Regions from separate parts of the Homo sapiens genome. Here region 1 is linked to region 2. Evidence: chromatin loops called from intact Hi-C (ENCODE). Cell type or tissue: PC-3. All regions are shown on one strand. Links, peaks and the distances in the headings refer to the core of each region. The heading gives the core; the rest is flanking DNA.

Region 1 (10,712 bases), core at 1,552-9,551, 62 kb before region 2:
AAATACATTCAGGTTGATGTGGCCACAGGTAATTAAGCCAGAAGGGTGAAAAATACTCACAGTATTTACAATAAACGTTAGCGCGACCACATCAAATGACCACATAACAAAGTCAACATGTAAGCTTTCTATAACCCACACATAATGCTGCTCGGAAAAGGGAAGTGCAAAGAGGAATAACAAAAAGAAAATAAAAACAAAAACCAGTAGCTCCAGGCGGTCTTTTATTTCCCACATTGTGGAATAATTTTTTCCATTCCCCAGATGATTTAAGTTGACAAATTGGTTCTTCTGGTTGCTTAGCTTCCTGACCTCAAAAAGTCCATTTTCTAACTTCTATCTCATCCAGCTGTTGACAGGCTAATGCCACCAACCAATGTAATAAAAACTCCACGGAATTTAGGATTAGTGTAGGAAATTGTAACGACAGTAGAAGAATTAGATGTGAAGTCTGCCCAACTTTTAAGAACACATCTTGTCCCTAAAAGAGAACAAATAGTTCTCTGGAAGGAGTTTAATGTATATGCCGTTCCTCCCAGGGCCCACTGCTGTACAGCATTTCCCAGGAAAAAAACTGGAAACTTCTTGCCTAAAACACGTCTCACAAGCTGATACAGTTTAAGGGCACTCTCTATTTTGGTACAATTTTTCTCAGAAATATTCAATTTTCTTTCCTTCACAGAACCGTGAGTCAATAACCTAGTATTGTTACTTGCTTGATCAATCCTGAAATATTTGGGACAAGGTCTGCCACGGAAGCAGGTAGAACACAGAGTGGTTCAAAGGTCAGGTTTCTGCCCTGCCATTTACAACCAGACAGTGCTCCTATACTAATCCTCCACATCCCTCATAGCCCTCAAGAGCACACATTCTGACCTGGATTCGCCTTAGATCATTTACTTAACCTCTCCAGGCCTCAGTTTCCTCATCTGTAAAGTGAATTCATATTTGCAATAGTACTCACTTCACAGATAAGATGAATTAGAAATTTAAGTATGTAAAGCATAATGCTGGACCGAAAGTAAGTATACAATAAATGTTTCACCTATTCTTTACTGCTTTTTTCTCTGATCATAAAAAGTTAATGCCTATAGATGAAAGTCTTCCATTTTAAAAGGGGCTTTGATTAATCACTATTTTCTCAGTATCATATCAAATTCTTCAAAAAAGGTTAGTGATTGCAGTTATCCATCTGAGACAGAAGTACAGCTGTGGGCAACCGCCCACTTCTTGGGATTCATGCCACCGCTCTAGTTTTACATATGGGTATGATTAAGGTACACACATTTGTGTTACCTTTTTATCTGGAAGATGTGTGTTTTTTTTCATGAGTGAGAGAACTTAAACATTCTGTTAGTATGTGATAGCAATCATATCTTGATATATTATGCAGTTTTTGAATTAACTAAGTCCTTTCCTGTCTCTCTTTCTCCTTTTCTTAATATTATGGGTATTTCTGATCACATTTCTAAGAATTCACTAAGGATAATTAGGAAAAATCAAATGTAAAGTTTAAACAGACACACGTACATACACACATACTTACTGAACATATTTAATATTAAAGACAAATTAAATCTACTCGCTGAGATGACAAGGTCCCTGGAGAAGGAAGATATAGGTTGACTGGAATGTGTGGGGACCTTTCAGCAGCTCCAAGTAGGACACACAGCCAGGTCCTGAATCAAGCTTTAGCTCCGGGACAAAGAGAAAGAAAAGCTGAAAAGACCTGCATGTTGAACAGATCATAGTTTATATGTTCTTGGGAGTTATTTCCATTATCATTTTTAAAAATTCTAAATTTTTAGCAGATTTGTGCTCTATTCTCATCTGCATTTATCATGTCACCAACAATGCATTTGTTTTATAAAAACCCTAACTTCCAAAAGACTGTAGCCAAAGGCTCTATTGGCTTTAAAACAAGGCTTTAGAACCCCAACTTCAGGGTGCTCTAAAATGAAAACTAAGTAGACAATCTACTCAACTAAGAGTTAAGCACCCTCTTAATTAATCCAACTATCCTACTACATATTAAGGTTTTGATGTAGATGGCATTAACTTGGGAATCTAAAGGCCAGATTCCAGCAGCAATTCTTCCACTAAACTAGGTGAGTTTATTTCCTTTTTCAGAGACTGGCTCCTCCCTTTCCCCATGGTTCTAGTGGAGCTGCCAATCACCTGTCTCCCTACCACATCCTTAGGAATAAGGATGACCTAAAGTTATAATACCCAACTCCTAACCACACCAATTGGCTGCTGCACTTCTGACTCCAAATCTACTCCTAGATTTCCCAGTCATATATATATATTTTAGTTTACTTAAACTAGTTTCAACTGGGGACTCTGACACTTGCAACCAAAAGCATCCTAATACACAATGACCTGAGAAAAGTAAAATTCCTCGGACCTCAATTTCCTCATTATCACAAAATTGCAGTAAGATGATCTCTAAAGCTCCTTTCATATAATTATTTGCTTCAAATTATATAACTATCAGATAATTTGGAATGACATATATATAATTAATTCATTCAACTGGACACTGGAAGTTTCTTTCTGTAGCAAGTTCTGCCTACCTGTACTGAAACAGGAGAGAAACCCCACAGGCTAATCATCAGCATAATAAATTATATAATATTTTATTAACATTCTAAGATATAGGAAATTCATTTTAAGTATGATTTCCCCCTCAATGCTCAGTATCTGTCACTGCCAGTCATCCATCCATTCTGCCATTTATTTTTGATTACAGACCATCTCCACCCCTAAAACCCCTACCAAACAAGTTATCTGGAAAACACTAGTTATGCACTTCCTTTGAATATTTAGAAACTGGAATTTGTTACAAGTAAAATAAAACATGATAACAAGGCTATTTCCTTCTTTAGTAATCTACTTGTTAAGATGTGGCAATACTCTTTGGGTAAATTTTCAAATACAGATATATTCTAACTAGAAGTGAAAACTAATGTAAAAAATATTCTATTTGCTCACTGGAAAAAAGTCAATGAAAATACAGCAAGAAATCATGTGCTCTACAATATCAGGATGATATCTGCTTGTTCACCATATAAATGTAAACAGCATGTGGAATATGAATATAAAAGCATATAGAGGCCGAGAGCGGTGGCTCAAGCCTGTAATCCCAGCACTTTGGGAGGCCAAGGCGGGTGGGTCACCTGAGGTCAGGAGTTCGAGACCAGACCAGCCCAGCCAACACGGTGAAACCCCATCTCTACTAAAAATACAAAAATCAGCCAGGCGTGGTGGCAGGTGCCTGTAATCCCAGCTACTCAGGAGGCTGAGGCAGGAGAATCACTTAAACTCAAGAGGCAGAGGTTACAGTGAGCCAAGATCACGCCATCGCACTCCAGCCTGGTGGACAAGAGCGAGACTTCATCTCAAAAAAAAAAAAGCATATAGAATAATACAAGTCAGGCTGGGTGCGGTGGCTCACGCCTGTAATCCCAGCACTTTGGGAGGCCAAGGCAGGCGGATCACGAGGTCAGGAGATCGAGACGATTCTGGCTAACACGGTGAAACCCCATCTCTACTAAAAATAAAGTTAGCCAGGTGTGGTGGCAGGCATCTGTAGCCCCAGGTACTCGGGAGGCTGAGGCAGGAGAATGGCGTGAACCCTGGAGGTGGAGCTTGCAGTGAGTGGAGATCGCCCCACTGCACTCCAGCCTGGGCAACAGAGCAATTAGTACAAGTCAATCAAATTGGAGAAAATGCTGAAAAATGGAAATGAGATATCTAGTTTAAATTCACCTGGAAAACAAGAAAATTTACAAGGTAAAACACTACAGTTTTGGAGAAATAAACATGGTTAAGATTATTCAAGATGATCAACTTTTCCACTGTGAGGAAAAGAGTTTAGAATAATTGTTGCCTGTAGAAAAATATTTAATTGGATTTAGAAGTGTCGTAATGAAATATGTCCTGCACCAAGTAATTAAATCAAAAGAAAATAATTTTCTAAAAGACCATAAGAAATGCATCTGCATTTCTGACTACCCAAATTATTGCTGAATCAAGAGTAAAAAGCATTAATTGGCAGGCTCCAGCCTATCTGTTAATAAATCTAAAATTAGCATAAGAACTAACCTAATAATACTTAAATAACAAATGCACTAAAACTGTAATTCTAATTTGAAGAACTTAATATTGTGATGTAGTACTTCATGTTTTTGCCTCAGAAGATGGTCTACATAACAGTTTCAACCATTAAAAATGCACTTAAAATCATTAAAAAACTAGGGCAGACACAAAATGTGGATGCTTTCAAACACACATCATTAGATAAATATGTCTAAGAAATTATAAGTCACAGAGAAATTTATACAACATGGGGCAGGCAGAAACATGGATAATTCTTTTCATGACAGAGTTTGAAATCTTAATCATATGCACTGTCTTTCTCCATTTATAAAACCTTGAGCCCTAGAATAAATTACTTTATTAGGAAGCATAAATTTAAAAATGAAACAAACTGGATTTATCACATGAAGTTGAAATTATTAGTCTTCATCTTCTGTAAAACACTCTCCTCTTACAGATATAATGCTTTCTCAGATACTTTATTCTGGACCTCTTTCTACTAATCTGGTTTCGCTGGGTCTTTCTAGGAAATGTGACTATCTCAGTGTTTAGGGTAGAGTAGAAGGGGCATATACTCTGTGAGACTTCAACTAATCAGTCTTCAGTTTTCTCTGTTTGGTTAACTGAATGGTTTTTCATTCACCCTCAAGTCATATAAGAGCTGAAATGGCCTAAAGAAATGTTATGATTAATAAAAGTATAGAGAACTTTAACTACCTGTTTCCTGGCAAAAGCCAAGAATAGTTCTTCATGCTTAAATTAATACCAAAACCCCATTAGGTAAGGTTAGTCAAAATACAAAGTTACATTTTTGAACAGTGATGTGATTCATGTGTGGGATTATTTGTTAAATTAAGGAAAAGCACCAGAAAATTTTCAAAAGTTGTAAACGCATTCTGTTCTAATGAAACCCTATGAAACATAGTATTCAATATTTGTACTCAAGTCCAAAACTGCAGTGGAACTTTCAACAAGTCCATCTTGCTTATTCATGCCTGAATTCCTTTGTGAGATTTTTCAATGTGCATTAATTCAATGATTATTAAGAACCTACTATATCCCCCAAAGAAACGTTCATAGAATAGAAGAAAGAAAAAGAATATAAAACATACCATGAGGAATGCAAACACAATTGAAAGACACTAGACACTGCCTGGCACACAGTAGATGCCTAATAAATATTTGTTGAATGAGCAAACAAATGAATGAGGTGGCCCCAATGCTAGTGGGTAAGAGGCAGTGTGTACACATTAAGAAATGAACTTAACCTTTTCTACTGTGGACGCTGTCCAACATAACTTCAAAGAATATCATAACATGCAATTATGACTTCCTTTTTTATCTTGAGTATGAAGAATCCCAATGCTTAAAAGAAATAAAACAGTATAAGAAAAGCCTGACCAAACAAAATTTTATTGTGATGTCCTACAGGATATAAAGGGAAATAAAATTTATCTTAAACTTGACAATATACAACATTTTACTTAGCCAGATACACATGTGCAAATGAATTACACTGTTTTTTTTTTTTTTTTTTTGAGTCAGGGTCTCGCTCTGTCACCCAGGCTAAAGTGCAGTGGTGCAGTCTCAGCTCACTGCAACCTCCACCTCCTGGGTTCAAGTGATTCTTGTGCCTCAGCCTCCCAAGTAGCTGGGATTACAGACATGCACCACCTTGCCTGGTTAATTTTTGCATTTTTAGTAGAGATGGGGTTTCACCATGTTGGCCAAGCTGGTCTCAAACTCCTGGCCTCATGTCATCTGCCAGCCTAGGCCTCCCAAAGTTCTGGGATTACAGGAGTGAGCCATCACACCCAGCCTGAATTACACTTTTAATTAACATAAATTAATTGATATGACTGTAAAGTTACCAATTACTATGCCTGTTGCTTTCTCTTCAATGTCCTCACTCTAAACCTCCAACCCAGTCCCTTTGTTTAAATCCAACATCTCCTTCAAAGTCTTGCTTAAAATGCAACTTCTTCTCTGAAGTGCTTTGGCATCCTGCAGACTGTACAGACTATTTCCCTCCTCTGAAGTCCTTTACTGTGTAGCACGCGCCTCCTCTGTCCTGTACTGACAGCCATGTAAGCAGGTCTCATCTCCCCCTTAGGCTGTAGGCTTCTCTAGGAAGCCCACCTTGCTTACATTTTAGCCCCACTTGTCCAATGGAGGGCCATGCAATTCTGAGACACACAGTATTTTTGAATCATTGTGGGAATGAATACAATCAATATAATCATGACAAGGAAGACTGGGGTTTACTTGGAAGTAAATGAAATAGAACAATAATAATGTAATGGTTACATTACCTATGCACTCATAGATCTGAAAATGGCTTAACTTCCAGGCAAAACACTGAGCCTTGGGAGAACCCAATGGAGGCCTGCAACTAAGCCATCCATAAAAAGCAAGCTATCTCCTCTACCTGGAACATTGTCACTTCCAGTTTGTCATCTATACATCCAAGTTTCCTTGAATGCCTACTAGATTCCAAGCACTGCAGTGGTTAACAGGTAGGTACACTTTAAAGGACATATTCAGGCTGGCTGCCAGCTCCCAGAGTTCAGCAGCTCACATCTTCCATGTGAAGCACCCAAGCAAATACTTTTTGAAAGGCTCTCTTTCTCTCATGTGAGTGCACAGTCAGAAAACAGAAGCGTTTGTCTGCCCTGCAGTCTCTCATTCTCTCCACTGCTCTTCCTACCTTTCCCAAACAAATGGCCAAATAAGTCATTTACAACATAAATAAACTGAGTAACTAATCTTAACCCAATGGGTAACTCTATCAAATGTAGTGGAAGTGGGCATTCTATGGATTTTACTGTACCTTAGAGGTCTCTGAACATGCTAATATATCCCCTGTTAATTTAGTAGAACTGCCTCCGCAAGGAAAATGTAGGCAGGCAAATGTGACTTCTGGTTCATCCCCAGAGACTCGTTCTGTGTCCAGTGGCTTTTCTGGGATTATTTATGGCATTAACTTGTCTATGCTCAGAAGTTTCCGCCATGTTTGGGCTCAATATGAGCAAACTTCAGAGCTACTTAAATTTTAAAAGAATGTTCACAAGTTCATTATTTATTCAGTGGATAAATAATTTATTAATCCTTTACAATGTACAAAATTATCTACAATATTAAAGGACACTTAGCTGGAAAAGACATAAAAATAATACAAGGCAATAATATGATAAATGACAGGCCAAGAAGGACTCTGAAAAGAGAAGGTCACTTCTTTATGAATAATAGAAGCTAATATTTATTGGGTGCTAACTACCTATTAAGCACATAGTACTATGCTAAGCACTTTATAGAAAATATCAGTGCATTAAATCAAGAAGTACTACTTACCTGGTGGAAGAGCAGAAAGGAAATGAGACTTGGGCCCTGCATTATAAAATTGCCTTAGCTATTATAATCAAAAGCATTTTAAATATAAAAATATAAAATACACGTTGCTTTAACAATAAATGTAAGTCCATTTTCTTCTGTTTTTCTATACTGCTGGAAAAATATTTTAAACTCCAACATATATGAAATACACATTCCAAATACATGGCATAATTTTGGGGGGCACAATGCAAATTTTAAGTTCTTTTTTATATTTAGCTACTGATCTCTAAGTAAAAATAATTATTTTCCCTGAAAGCCTAAACATACCCTATGAGCTTCTGGTAGGACAAATTTAGTTTTGTTTTTACATTTGAAAAAACAAAAAATAAAATAAAAGATATGCCTGTGTGATACATTAATAATTCATTGCTTATTATCTTAGGGACATTTAATATGAAAATAACATATCCTAATTTGTTGTCATATGCATGTTATTTCTTGTTCATGTAAATAATTCACACAAGAGGAAATAATAAAAGCTTTCTACACTAATTGAGATCATTTGAAATATGAACTTAAGGCTGTTTCTATTTGTAAATAAGTTGGCTAAACACTGTGTAAAAGGTGATAACTAGGGATGCAACAATAGATCTGAAATGAAAAGAAATCCATCGTCAAGGATTTTACAAGAATAACAAAAGAGAAAGATGTTCACAAATAACTTACAAAGGCGAAATGTGATAAATGCTATACAAGTGGCAGCAAATTTCAGAGGAAAGGAGGATAAATGTTTATTGGGAGAAATCTAAAATATTGTTCAATCCATTTGGGCATTAAAGATAAGGAATAGACCTTTAACAAGTAAAAATGAGGAAAGAGCTTTTCAGCATGTCCTACCTTCACAGCCATGGGGACAAAGACATAGCCATGGTATAACTGGGTGTAGCTAGGGTTCCTGTGAGTATACAAACAGTAATGGCCCAAAGACAGGGAACTGGGCATTGTGGAGAAGACCAAATACTATGATAAAGAGCCTGAACTTCATTCTATAGGTCTGCATTTCTCAAATTGAAGAGAGGCAACAGTACAATGGGAATCGAGAGGCTGGAGATGGCAGTGAACAAAATGGGAAAAAAAAAATCCTGTTCTTTATGGAATGAACATTCTCACGGAGGATACAGCCAACTAAAACAAAAACAGCAACAAGAAAAAACAGAAAGGAGCTACAAGGAGGACATATGCTTGAGTGTTTGAGGAGCATCAGGGCCCATGGCAGGAGATGGGATGAAGCTGTAGGAGATGAACAAAGAGAAGTGCTAGAAGCAAATCACACCATACCCAGCGGGCCTTGGAAAAGATTCTGTGTTTTCCCAGGTGAAAAATGGAAGACTTTGGAGGCTCTGTGATCAGATTCATATTTTGGAATGGTCAGACTAGACCATTATGGGGCAATGCTGAAAAGGGGAAAGTCCTAGGGAAGAATCACGCCAGCAAAGACCTGCAGGAGGGCCGGGATGGTGGTTGGAAATACTGTGAAGGTAGAATCAACAGGATCTGCTGACTGGCTGAATGTAGGCATGAGAGAAACAGGAATCAGGATGACTCCAAGTTTCTCAGCTTGAGAACCAGACAAAAGATGCTGTCCTTTCCTGCGATGCGGAGGATGCAGGAAGAGCATTTGGAAAGAAAGGAGGGGATCAAAGGTTCCAAGTGAGTAGTGCCTGGTCACTCTGCCAGATAGAGAGAGCAGGTCAGATTTGAAATTAGATCTGTCAAAGTGTGACAACCACACACTACACACACAGGTGACAACATGGGGATTCCAAGAGGAGTGAAGGGAAGGTGGGAGAGTTCACATGATGCTAAGAAGATGGAAGTCAAGTACAAGGCAAGACTCCCTGCCAGGAATGAGGGGAAGGGAAGGCATTTGGAGACTTGAAGAAACCAGAAAGGATGTGAAATATTTGCTGAATGATTCTGAGACACAGCCATCCAAAGATGAATTTGGGGAAGAGCAAAAACATGGTGACTCCTCCTAAGATTAGGTAACACGACCACAGAATACATGAAAGAGAGTCCATTTCATCAAGGAATGGTTGCAAAATCTGAACCCCTTTGAATTTACCAGCAATATGTTTCTTTCCTTGGACTCTCTTATTTTTGCAACATCTCATTAATACAACTAAAAAGCCGACTTACACACCTCCAAAGAGTTGGTGATACAGACTGCTGCCTGGTCATGGCTCATTGCACATGGCACTCTGAAATGAATGAAGAAAAGGAGCACTTTCCTGCTTTCAGAGAATTGTTGCTCTACCGTTTTTCTGCTTCAATATGCTGTCTCAACACTGCTGCTGTAATGACATACTGTGGTGTGATGCATCAGTGGCTAATCCTGAGGATTCTCTATTATCTCCTGCATTAGGATGTGCAGCATCAGAAATCTGATGGATTAATGAAAGACTGTTACTGCTAATTGCTGACATAAGACTATTTAGGGCACTGAGGCAATTGCTGAATTTTTTTAGACATTTTCATCCCTTCTCAGAGCTGTACTAATCAGGCATGCTAATTCCTACAGTAAACAGCACGTAGCTTTGCTGAGAGACCATTCTAACTCTCCATTATTTCATCCCAAATACCATCCCTAAATCCAGATAATTTGCCTTAGATCATTTATCAGCTGTAACATGCAGCCTATCCAGACTTCTGGCACAGTTGATGGCTGGAATTTTACACATCCCTAATTAAAACAGATGTGGCCAGCTCAGGGAGCCTTTTTCAGCCGCCCCAACTTGGACAGTGTCTGAGCAAAGGAAACCAAAAGCTCTGTTCATGGAAACGACACCAAGTGCTAAGGCACTGGGGTTTCTTGGAGGTGATTTGCATCACTGAAGACCTATGGATTGCCCAAATCTTAGCAATGAAGCAAAAAGAGTAGAAACACAGACTGTGGAATTAAACGCAAGTTCCAATTCTAATTTTACCCTTACTATCTGTGCAACTTGTAGGCCAATTACGCAACATCTCTGAGCCTCACTTTCCTCTTCTCTAAAATGAGCATATAACATCATTTCTTTACATATAAAATGTCTAGAGTAGAGCACTGCTAGAAACACAGCACAGCCATTGATCCAGAAAAACACCATGGTCTGGTTCTCATCATAGGTATGTCACTACAGTGAAATGGATATGCTAGGCAAACAGCTTCATGACAATTGGCCTCTGACATCATCCGATCAACTCCCCTTGTGCTGATTCCATACTGGACCAACCTT
Region 2 (10,712 bases), core at 1,234-9,233:
TTAGCACATACTTAGTGCTCAATATATGGTTATCACTTATGACTATCAATGCTAAGCCCCTGAAATAAGGCTTACGTATATTATCAATATTTAAGAAGAAAGCCACAGGCCTTAACAGTCTAGTTGCTGAAGAGCCTTTGGCGTCACCTGTGAATGGTAGCTACATTCTCAAGTACAGAGAGAAAGAGTGAACTTCGCTTATGCTAAGTGCATAGCTTAGCAGATGAAGCCTATGGCAAATGTTCAAAGCATCTAAAATCTTGCAGACAGCCCTTCAACACCCACTTCTTGTTAGCAAGCAACCTCATGCTGTATCAGGCACTCTCTCAGATGGGACCCAGTGCTCTAGACATGTCTCCCATGCTCACCTATCAAAAATGACCCAATGATCCAAGTCTCATTCTCTTTTGCTGTGCCATCTGACAAACTAATCTGAACTAAGACATAAGCTGATGACAATCCTCATACTCTTTAAGATATTGGAGAGATCCTTGAATCAAATGTCATTTTACAAGGGAGAATCTAAAGATGTCAACTTATCGAGGTGACAGCTAGTTAGAGATGTCATATTTAAGATAACTTAATGAGCCACCTCTCCTAGAGACGACATTTTGACAAAGACCTTTCTTCCTTGGCCAAAATGATGAGCTAGTGGAAATTTCAAGTGCTTTAACAGACCAATATGCCCATTTTGAGGTTTGTGAGACTTTTTAAAACTACTGCAATCAAAGCACCAAGCTTTTGGTCCATCCTTATGGGGCACCTAAGACAAATCATTCCACAACGTTCACATGTTTCAATGAACATGAAGTAAAGGACTAAGTGCTGGAAAATAATCTTCCCAAAATACTTTGCAGATCATCTTGTCTCATGATCTTCCCTGAATGAGTCATCTCAAAATGCAGCTCAAATTGGCAAATTTAGAGATCTAAAATCATCTGTGTTCTGATTACTCCAAAATGTCTTTATTCTTTCACTATATTCTAAACATTCCAGAGTGATGCCACATTTACTAGAGGTCACCAAGTTGCAAGATATATACGAAGCAGATAAGTTTCTATAATGTAATTGTTTCATAACTCATTTTCTCTTCTAATGCTGAAAAGCCTCTGCTTTATAAAAGAAATGCTCTCTGGCCAATTATAGTTTGCTATGTAAAAATTCATGTATTAATAGTAATCCTCAGATGCTTTCTTAACACTCCTCATAGTAGATGTGATAAATTCAATACAAAGGCAGGGTCTCTGAGTCACTGTTACTTTCCTTCCAGTAGCTCTTCAACTTTAAAGAAGATCAAAATCATATGAGGTATTTCTTTCCAGTTTCTGACTCTGTAGGTCTGGTGGGGCCAGGAATCTGCATTTTTAACAAGTGCTTCAGGTGACTGTAATGCAGGTATCCAGGATGCAGGGCCTTCCATGGCACCGAGCAGTGCTGGCTTTTCATGATGCCAATTTTAACATGATTATTTTGCTAATTTCAGGGGGCTTTTTTCTTTTCAAACATAATGTTGGCCCTGTTTATAAAATCTAGACATACATAACCACATACACATACTTCTATGTCACTTATACAACCTCCCAGCACCACAACTATCAAAGCCTTGGACCCAGAAAGGGGATGTGTTAGTCTGAATCATGTGAAATTGCCAATATTCAACACTTTTTCACTTATGAAAGCACAGGGTTCCTATGCTTAAATCTGTAATCTGCATGAGGATGGGGGAACAGACTGATGGACCCGTCTTATTCTGACCACTAATTACACATGAAGCCCTATCACCCCAGGGGCCCCTGACATCACAGCATTGGTTCTCTGATTTAGTCTTTGCAATAACTCTGCAAGGAGGCTGGGCATTAGCAGCTCACGCCTGTAATCCCAGCACTTTGGGAGGCTGAGGTGGGAGGATCACTTGAACCCAGGTGTTTTGAGACCAGCCAAGGCAACAAAGCAAGACCTCTGTCTCTTAAAAAAAAAAAAAAAATTGGCCAGGCGCTGTGGCTCACGCCTGTAATCCCAGCACTTTGGGAGGCCAAGGTGGGCGGATCACGAGGTCAGGAGATCGAGACCATCCTGGCTAACACAGTGAAACCCCATCTCTACTAAAAATACAAAAAATTAGCCGGGCATGGTGGCGGGCGCCTATAGCCCCAGCTACTCGGGAGGCTGAGGCAGGAGAATGGCATGAACCTGGGAGGTGGAGCTTGCAGTGAGCCAAGATCACGCCATTGTACTCCAGCCTGGGCGACAGAGCAAGACTCCGTCTCAAAAAAAAAAAAAAAAAAAAATTAATTAGCCAGGCATGGTGATGCACCTATGCTCCCAACTACTCAGGAGGCTGAGGTGGGAGGATCGCTCGAGCCCAGGAGTTCAAGGCTGCAGTGAGCTATGATCATGCCACTTGCACTACAGCCTGGGTGACAAGAGTGAGACCCTGTCTAAAAATCATCATTATCATCATCATCATCATAATCATCATCATCATCCTGCAGGGTATTTTAAAATGAAATAACACACCCAAGGTCTCATGGCTACTTAGAGGTAGAAGGAGAACTCAATGCCAGGAAGACCTGATCCAACCAGAGGCTACTACTGCCCTTCTTTCAACAGCTCAGGGATCCCCATGGCTGATGTCACAGCCTCAGACCCCCACTGTGTCCTGTCCCTCTCTGACAAAGCATGCTGCACTCCAAACATACCAAGCATTCTCAACCAGCTGTCTCACAGGGGCCCCTGCCTACTGAGCAAGATTAGAAAGAAAAGCAGAGGCTCTTTAAAAAGTCACACATTTGGGATGAAAATGATGACAGACAGAGAGACGAGGGAGAACCTCCCTCACACACACACACACAGAACACAATGCCAATGAGAGCCAATGACCTGAACTCATGGTGGAAATTTTACACCACATTTGGTGTTCAAGACTTCAGAAGTTGAGGAAGTAGAAAACACAGTTTATGAGGTTGTTGTCAAAGTAGCCTCTTTTTATTAAGTTTTATCACTTGAGAGTATGATACACTGAATGAAAAAGGAACGAGAACATGCCTGCTGTAATGAAGATGAGCCTGATGTTATCATGATGCTGTCTGAGCTCTGTGTAGGTATAATTCATTTCATTCTATATCAGAAATAAAAGGCAGCAGAGATAATATATATTATTCCCTGTCATGGAATCTTCTTTCTGGTGATACCATGGTTCCTTTAATATACCAGTGACTAAATCAAATCCCCCTAGAGTACAGTCATGATAAATCTACTGCATAGTAAATTTCATTTTTTAGTGATCAGTATTATATCAAAATGCTACTTTATAGCAATAACTGATTTATACATTTTTATTATACACAATAAAACTACAGTCTTACTTTTATATATTTAATTAACAAAAGGTAATACTTTTTCCTTTAAATTTAGCAACTGTGTCTCTATACACCTATAAATTGCTAATGGCACCAGGCACTAAACACACAGCCTGGTTCTATTGTTAAGGTTATTGGAGATACCTAAGTCAAACTTGATAGGAAGTAGGAAAAAAAAAACAGCCTTAAGCATAAGTTATTTGATTTTTTTCTTCTCCAAGGGAGCTTCTTTAAATTGTTTCTTCATTCATTCAACAAATATTTATTGAGTGACTACTACATGCTAAAATTGTTAAGTAATCTGGTTTTACACATTATGAGTATGTTAAAAGGAATGCTTTAAACCACCTTATAATTGTATATCTAGATGGAACATCACACTGAGTCCATTTTAAGTTCATTTTAAGCATGTGCTTATTACATGATGTAAAGTACCTCAAGCTACTCAAACAGAGAAGAGAGAACAAATAGTATCCATCAAAAACAGGCTGGGCCAGGCAGAGTGGCTGACATCTGTAAACCCAGCACTTTGGGAGGCTGAAGACTACTTGAGCCCAGAAGTTTAAGACTAGCCTGGGCAATGTACCAAAACCCCATCTCTATCAATTTTTTTCTTTAATTAGCCGTGCATGGTGGCTTGTGCCTATGGACCCAGCTGCTCAGGAGGCTGAGGTGGGAGGACTGCTTGAGCCCAGGAAGTCGAAGCTACATTGAGCCATGATCAGTGATCCTGCCACTGCACTCCAGCCTGGATGACAGAGCAAGACGCCTTGAGAAAAAAAAATCAAAAAAACACAGACTATACAAAGGGTGTGGTCCAATTCCTTCTCACCCTCTGTCAAAGCCTACCTGTTACCTGTGAGCCCATTTTGATTCCATAGCTAGAAGCCAGGGAAAAGTAATGGGGCCTCAGACTCCCAGAGTAACCCACACTAATATGCACTCTTCTCATTGTATGCAATAAATCTGCTTTCTGCATATTGAATAGAAAGAGAGATTAAAATGAATATTCACCCATCTGAAAAACTGATGCTCTATAAGCTTTTATGCTTTGCAGCCCATAAAAAGTAAATGCTTTGCTTCTGCTTTGGCTGGTGCATGTTGAAATAAATCATTCTGTTAAACAGTGGCCTTTTCTTCAGAGGGAGATGCTAAAACCTTATCAGTTTTGACAAGTCTCTGACTCCTCTCCTCTCATTCATCTCTCCTGTATGTCCTGCAATCCTTGCTCTTTTAGCTTGCAAGGTCATTTCCAACCCCTGCTAGCCCCAGTTTCGAAAGGAAGCCACACAGCCATCTTCAATCAGATTCTCCACCCTGCCCTGACTTCTAACCCAAAGCCCAACACTTGCATTTCATATAAAGTTTTTGATGACTCATTAGTCTTCTGAGTTTTAAGCAGGAAAAATGGCTGAATCAGATTTCCAGGCAGATTTTCATGACTTCTTGAATTACATACCTAAACCCTCAGTGCTGTAGAAGTCACTCCTTGCAGACGTAAGAAAAGTACAGACAAGCCATGTCCTAAAGATGTTACACACCTACACAGAGCCATCCACACCACTGCTTTTTCTGGTCTACTACAAGAAGGCCCCAAAGGTTAACATGAACCCTTTACTTAGTTGGCAAATATATACTACTTCTTCCAGTTTTACCACTACATGTAGATTAGCAGCAACATATGACACAGCAGAAAAAAGAAAAAATTGAGTAAGACTGTAGCAGGTGAATCTAAAGTTGTCTCTGGATCAGTGCTGAATTTCAACAAACTACACTACAAGTAGCAGTGGAACTACAACTCCCACTAAAGAACTCAATTTTACAATAAAGACTTAGAGATGCACACGTAAGCGGATGAAAGTCCGCTCTCGTGCCTTTCTTTAGCTGTCCAGGAAGCCATCTATGGATGGGGCTGGACCTTGCTTGGCTCAGGCAGGGGGGTTAAGGGACGCAGCTACACCTAGTGATCAGCTGCGGATGGCAGCAGGAGCAACCGGCAGCAGGGAAGCACTCTTCAGCTGTTTCTCAGAAAGGCCGGCTACAAAGCGCTCAGGATCAATCTGTTAAAAGACATCATGATTATTTTTATTTACCTGGAGTGTTAAATGACAGAGATGCAATGGTTGTCTTTGAGGGTTCAGAGAAAAATTAGGCTCAATTTTAGGATACACATTGTCAGTACTTTAAATAAATGTCCAAGAAAAATCTTCATTATTTTTTTCTGTTTTTTGAGACGGAGTCTCGCTCTGTCGCCCAGACTGGAGTGCAGTGGCGCGATCTCGGCTCACTGCAAGCTCCGCCTCCCGGGTTCACGCCATTCTCCTGCCTCAGCTTCCGGAGTAGCTGGGACTACAGGCGCCCACCAACACGCCCGGCTAATTTTTTTGTATTTTTAGTAGAAACGGGGTTTCACCACGTTAGCCAGGATGGTCTCCGTCTCCTGACCTCGTGATCCACCTGCCTCGGCCTCCCAAAGTATTGGGATTACAGGCGTGAGCCACCGCGCCTGGCCGAAAAACCTTTATTTTCTTTCTATTTGGAATTTGAGTTTATTGCCAAAGGCAAAGTTTCACAATTCCACATTACAATTCCAAATCTTACATCTACTAACTTCCAGTTCTCTCCTGAGAAAGTCCCTGTTTCTTTCCATTTTAGTAGATTTTGAAATTTTAATAAATGAATAACTTCTCAAAGTGTGGTAACTATACCTGCTTTATCCTTGCCCATTACCATCCACAAAGGGGCCGTACAAATGTAAGTGCTCAATAAATATTTATTTGAATTAAATATTTCAATAAGAATTATTAATAAGCACTATTAAATATTCTAATAAGCACACTGGGCTGCATGCTTATTATAACAAGCCAACAAATATCTCCTATACAAAATATCAACCCAGGGAAATTTCCAATGGCTAACCATTACAACAAAATTTAATTGTTACATCGTGGTAAGTAAAAACATAGGAAACTTTTTTATTCATTTGAGTTTTACAACTGGCTGGATTTAGTCTCTTCCCCAGTGTCTGGCCAGAGACAACACGATCACATCACCATGTTGGTAATACCGGCCGTATTAATCAAGAGGCTAAGCAGTGAATGAATGGATGTGATATTTTTACCCCCAGTTCTCTTTCAGCTCTTGTCAAGGGAGGCTGATAGGGCAGGCAGAAGATCTCAGTTCTTTTAGAACAAGGGTTCTCCAATCTCAGGTCACATCAGAATCCCATGGGGGGCTTGTTCTAACACAGATTGCCGGGCCTCATCCCCAGGGTTGCGGATTCAGGGTCAGAGGGTTGCAAGTCTAACAACTTTCAATGTAATGCTGATGCTGCTGGCTCAAGGACAACACTTTAAAAACTCCTCTTTCAGGGCCAGGCGTGGTGGCTCATGCCTGTAATCCCAGCACTTTGGGAGGTGGAAGCAGGAGGATCACCTGAGGTCAGGAGTTCAAGACCAGCCATGGCCAACATGGTGAAACCCCGTCTCTACTAAAAATACAAAAATTAGCCAGGCGTGGTGGCAGGCACCTGTAATTCCAGCCACTCGGGAGGCTGAGGCAGGAGAATCGCTTGAACCCGGGAGGCAGAGGTTGTAGTGAGCCAATATCACTCAGTTGCACTCTAGCCTGGGGGACAAGAGCGAGACTTTGTCTCAAAAAAAACAAAACAAAACAAAACAAAACAAAACAAAAACCTCCTCTTTCAGGACAACGTTTCTTCAACTGTGGCTACAAACCCTGACCACCCAGGGATGCTGGGGGACCTCTGTCGTGGACATCAGAATCACCACAGCTGGGCCCCAGGAAGCAGCCTTTGAAAGGAGGCCTCCAGATGCTCCCCGTGGACAGCAGGTTTTGAGAAGCACAGATTAAAACCTAGCTCACCATCAACACTGGTGCAGTTTCCCAGGCCCTCCCCAGAGCCACCTAACGTCACTGAGGCAGGATGTCACTGTGATCTACCTGCACAACTGCCACTCTTCATGGCCCTCCTTCAACTTTCCATGTGTTTCTCCTTCATAGCTAAGAGGGCACAAGGGGAGTGACCCTCCCTTGCTAAGATCTCTAGAGCTTGTCACATCCCACACCTGAGTACACAACACTTCTCTTCTCATCCTGTTTTTGTCTTTTTCTCTCACATACTCCCAGACCCTTAATTATGCCCTGGCCTTGCCAGCCTCCTCACCAATGATGGGGGCACTACAGACTAGGAAGCTTGGTGACTAAATCTTTCCTCCTCTCCACCCAAGGCAGCCCAACTTATTTTTCTCTGCTGGGTTTTTCAGAGCTACAGTGTCAACTCAGGCTTTCTGATGACTAAACTGAAAACCACCGCGGTATTTTAGGAAGCAAAAAAGCAACATCCTCTTATAATGCAAGATTTACATTATTTTGTACCTTTTTAGAATGTTTGTGAGTTGGAAAGACATTAATAATTAAACCTTCCCTCGCTTATAAAATAAGCCTATTAACATGCATGTTATATTCATAAAGATAGTAAGCACACTAAAAAGTGAAACTATAGGAAAGTTGGTTTTCAAAGAGAAGAATCTCAGAACTAAAGTAAAATGCATGGTGGACATAACCCCTAAGAAAAATGTTTCACTGTTGAAAAGCATAAAACTCATTAAAATGCCTGATTCCCTAAATGAAAACTAAGCCTTGGGATATTTAGATAATACATGCTCATTCTAGAAACTTAATGAAATCTAAAACAAAAATTGAAAGAAAACAATATTTAATCTAATACATAGTTCCTCTACTGTATACAGCCTCACAATTCCTAGAATATATTACAATCCTTAGAGAATTATGAAAAATTTAAATAAAGGTATTGACTTTTCTAGAATTGTCACAGAATTGCTTAAATTCTGAAACCAACTTTTACCAAATCTAAAGGCTAGGCTATGCTTCATTTATAAAGAATTTATATAATCTGAAGACATAATTCAAATTACTTGTTCATTAAAGAAAATTCATTTTGAATTACCAAAATTATATACACACTTATCCATATATCACTACATGTCAATAGATTCTTTTCTTAAAATCTGTAAAAATAACCCTTTGAAAACATGAGAGACTAAAACCTATAATTTTCTAGATCGGAACAATTTATTATGCTCAAGCAATTCTTCTTTACATATACAGAACACTAAGAATGTTATAGTAATTTCTTAGCATATTTCTTTCATGCTCACTGATTTAAATTTGAAGTATTTTCTTCATTATCAATTTTCAATCTAGCGAAAGCACCTTGAAAATGTAAAATGCTATGACTATAGTTATCTGAAAAAGAAAAAATAAACTTAACTGCTAAACAAACATATTACCACTCTTTGCAAAGGGTGCTTTAAAATTCTGTATTTTGAAAAAATTTCAGATTTATAGAAGACTTGCAAAAACAATACAAACTGTGCAAGTACACCCTTCACCCAGCTTCCCCCTAATGTTAACATCTTACATTCACAGAGCAGAATTACCAAAGCTAAGAAATTAACATTGGTACCACACTACTAACTAAATTACAGGCTTTATTCAGATTTCAGCTGTTTTCCCACAAACATCCTTAAAATATTTTAAAAAATTAATTTCTCCACGAGTCCCAAATTCACAAGGTTATGTTAACATTTAATATATTTCAAATACCACTGTAGCTGAAACAAAGAGCTAAGTCTATATTTCTATTTCTGCAAACCAAAGCTTGCTTAGCAGAACTTAACACATCAAAACCATTATAAGGTAGAACTAAACACTTCATTGTATTATATAATATATGTTGCAACTTGGCTTTTAAGAAATTGGGTCAAAGAGGAACAACTTGCCAACTCGTTGGTTTCTCACCATGCAAAAGGGAATTTCCAACAAAGGTAAAATAATTTAACTTTCTTTCTCATGTCTTACTTATATACCATCTTACCAGTTATTTTTAGTGAACACTAAAGACCTAGAAGATATAAAGTGAACCTCCATTATTTTGCCTAACAAATTAGAAACGGTAATGATAAAAAACAATTTTTCAGCCTGGGCACGGTGGCTCATGTCTGTAATCCCAGCACTTTGGGAGGCCAAGGCAGGCAGATCACAAGGTCAAGAGATTGAGACCATCCTGGCCAACATGGTGAAAACCCGTCTCTACTAAAAATACAAAAATTAGCTGGCGGTGGTGGTGGTGCACACCTGTAGTTCCAGCTACTCGGGAGGCTGAGGCAGGAGAATCGCTCGAACCCGGGAGGTGGAGGTTGCAGTGAGCCAAGATCGTGCCACTGTACTCCAGCCTGGCGACAGAGCAAGACTCTATCTCCAAAAAAAAAAAAAAACCCACAATTTTGTAATGAAATCCATCATTATAAGTAAGCAATGTCATCACAGGCCCAAATCCTAATACTTTTCCAGTAAGTTTAGCATTCTATTTCTGATGTCTGGTATCCAAATCACATGTAGTCCACCTCCAGAAATGGTTAATTAACAATCTTAACAATTCCAAACCCATTCCAAAAGAGGACAGGAGAGCACTGCAGAAAGCAAAGGGCAGAGTGCCTTGTGTAGATAATGTCTGAGTTATACAAAAACCCTTGACTGATTATATTTATAAACCCTCATGATTAGTCCATTGGCCTAAAGAGAACCCAGTGTGGAAAAGGCAAGCCAAGTCTAACTTTTAACAATCACTTCTCTCCCTCCATTTTATTATATATTGGTCCATTCACACACAATTTGAATATGTGCAAATGATCAAGATTCTCATTAGTGATTTATTCAACAAATAGTAATAATGCCTGTGACATCTAAGGATCTATGAGAAATGTTTTGTGAGAAAGTCAGAAGAAAACGAAAATTGGCTTTGCCCTCAGGGAGCTTACAATCTAGCTCTTCTGGCTCTAAAATTTATTCCCATGTCAAGTGAAAAGCAGCCAATTACTACAATTTCTGGAAGAAACATAAAAAAGAAATGTGTCAATGCCACTCCTAGCATTCAGAATTAACTTCCTCAACATACAAAAACAAAAAACAAAACCCTGATTCACACCTGTACTACCTAAACGCAATATGGAGAGAAAAATAAATAATGAAGTGAAACATATCTGATCCTTGCACATATGAAATTTGCCATCTTCACTTTTCACTTTTTTTTTGAGACGGATTCTCACTCTGTCACCCAGGCTGGGGTGCAGTGGTGCAATCATAGCTCACTGCAACCTCAAACTCCTGGGCTCAAGCTATCCTCCTGCCTCTGCCTCTAGAGCAGCTGGGACTACAGTCACACGCCACCACACCCAGCTAATCCAATTTTACATTTTTTAAAGTTCAACGTTTCTGAGGCATGGCTTGGATGCTGCCCTTTACCCACTA

Evidence for each region. A loop is a pair of places that touch in the nucleus more often than their neighbours do. Peaks named below come from ENCODE experiments on the same cell type or tissue, not always from the same donor. Only the 100,000 strongest peaks of a DNase experiment are listed, where the experiment ranks them.
Region 1: it touches region 2 in a loop (5-fold over the local background); 11 of 110 quality-filtered maps call a loop at or near these places.

Annotation. Positions count from the first base shown.
Region 1 is chr18:7,632,095-7,642,806 of GRCh38, reverse strand. All of the region lies in intron 1 of PTPRM (protein tyrosine phosphatase receptor type M), which reads right to left. Among named protein-coding and RNA genes, the nearest start is that of PTPRM, 70 kb to the right of the region's middle. In PC-3, for the core only: no CTCF peak of the experiment used is centred there; a DNase peak (open chromatin) is centred at 5,316; H3K27ac peaks cover 756 bases.
Region 2 is chr18:7,569,909-7,580,620 of GRCh38, reverse strand. The region is part of intron 1 of PTPRM (protein tyrosine phosphatase receptor type M); the gene reads right to left. Among named protein-coding and RNA genes, the nearest start is that of PTPRM, 7.9 kb to the right of the region's middle. RefSeq lists an enhancer at 2,168-2,924. In PC-3, for the core only: no CTCF peak of the experiment used is centred there; DNase peaks (open chromatin) are centred at 3,710 and 4,760; H3K4me3 peaks cover 2,388 bases; H3K27ac peaks cover 3,188 bases.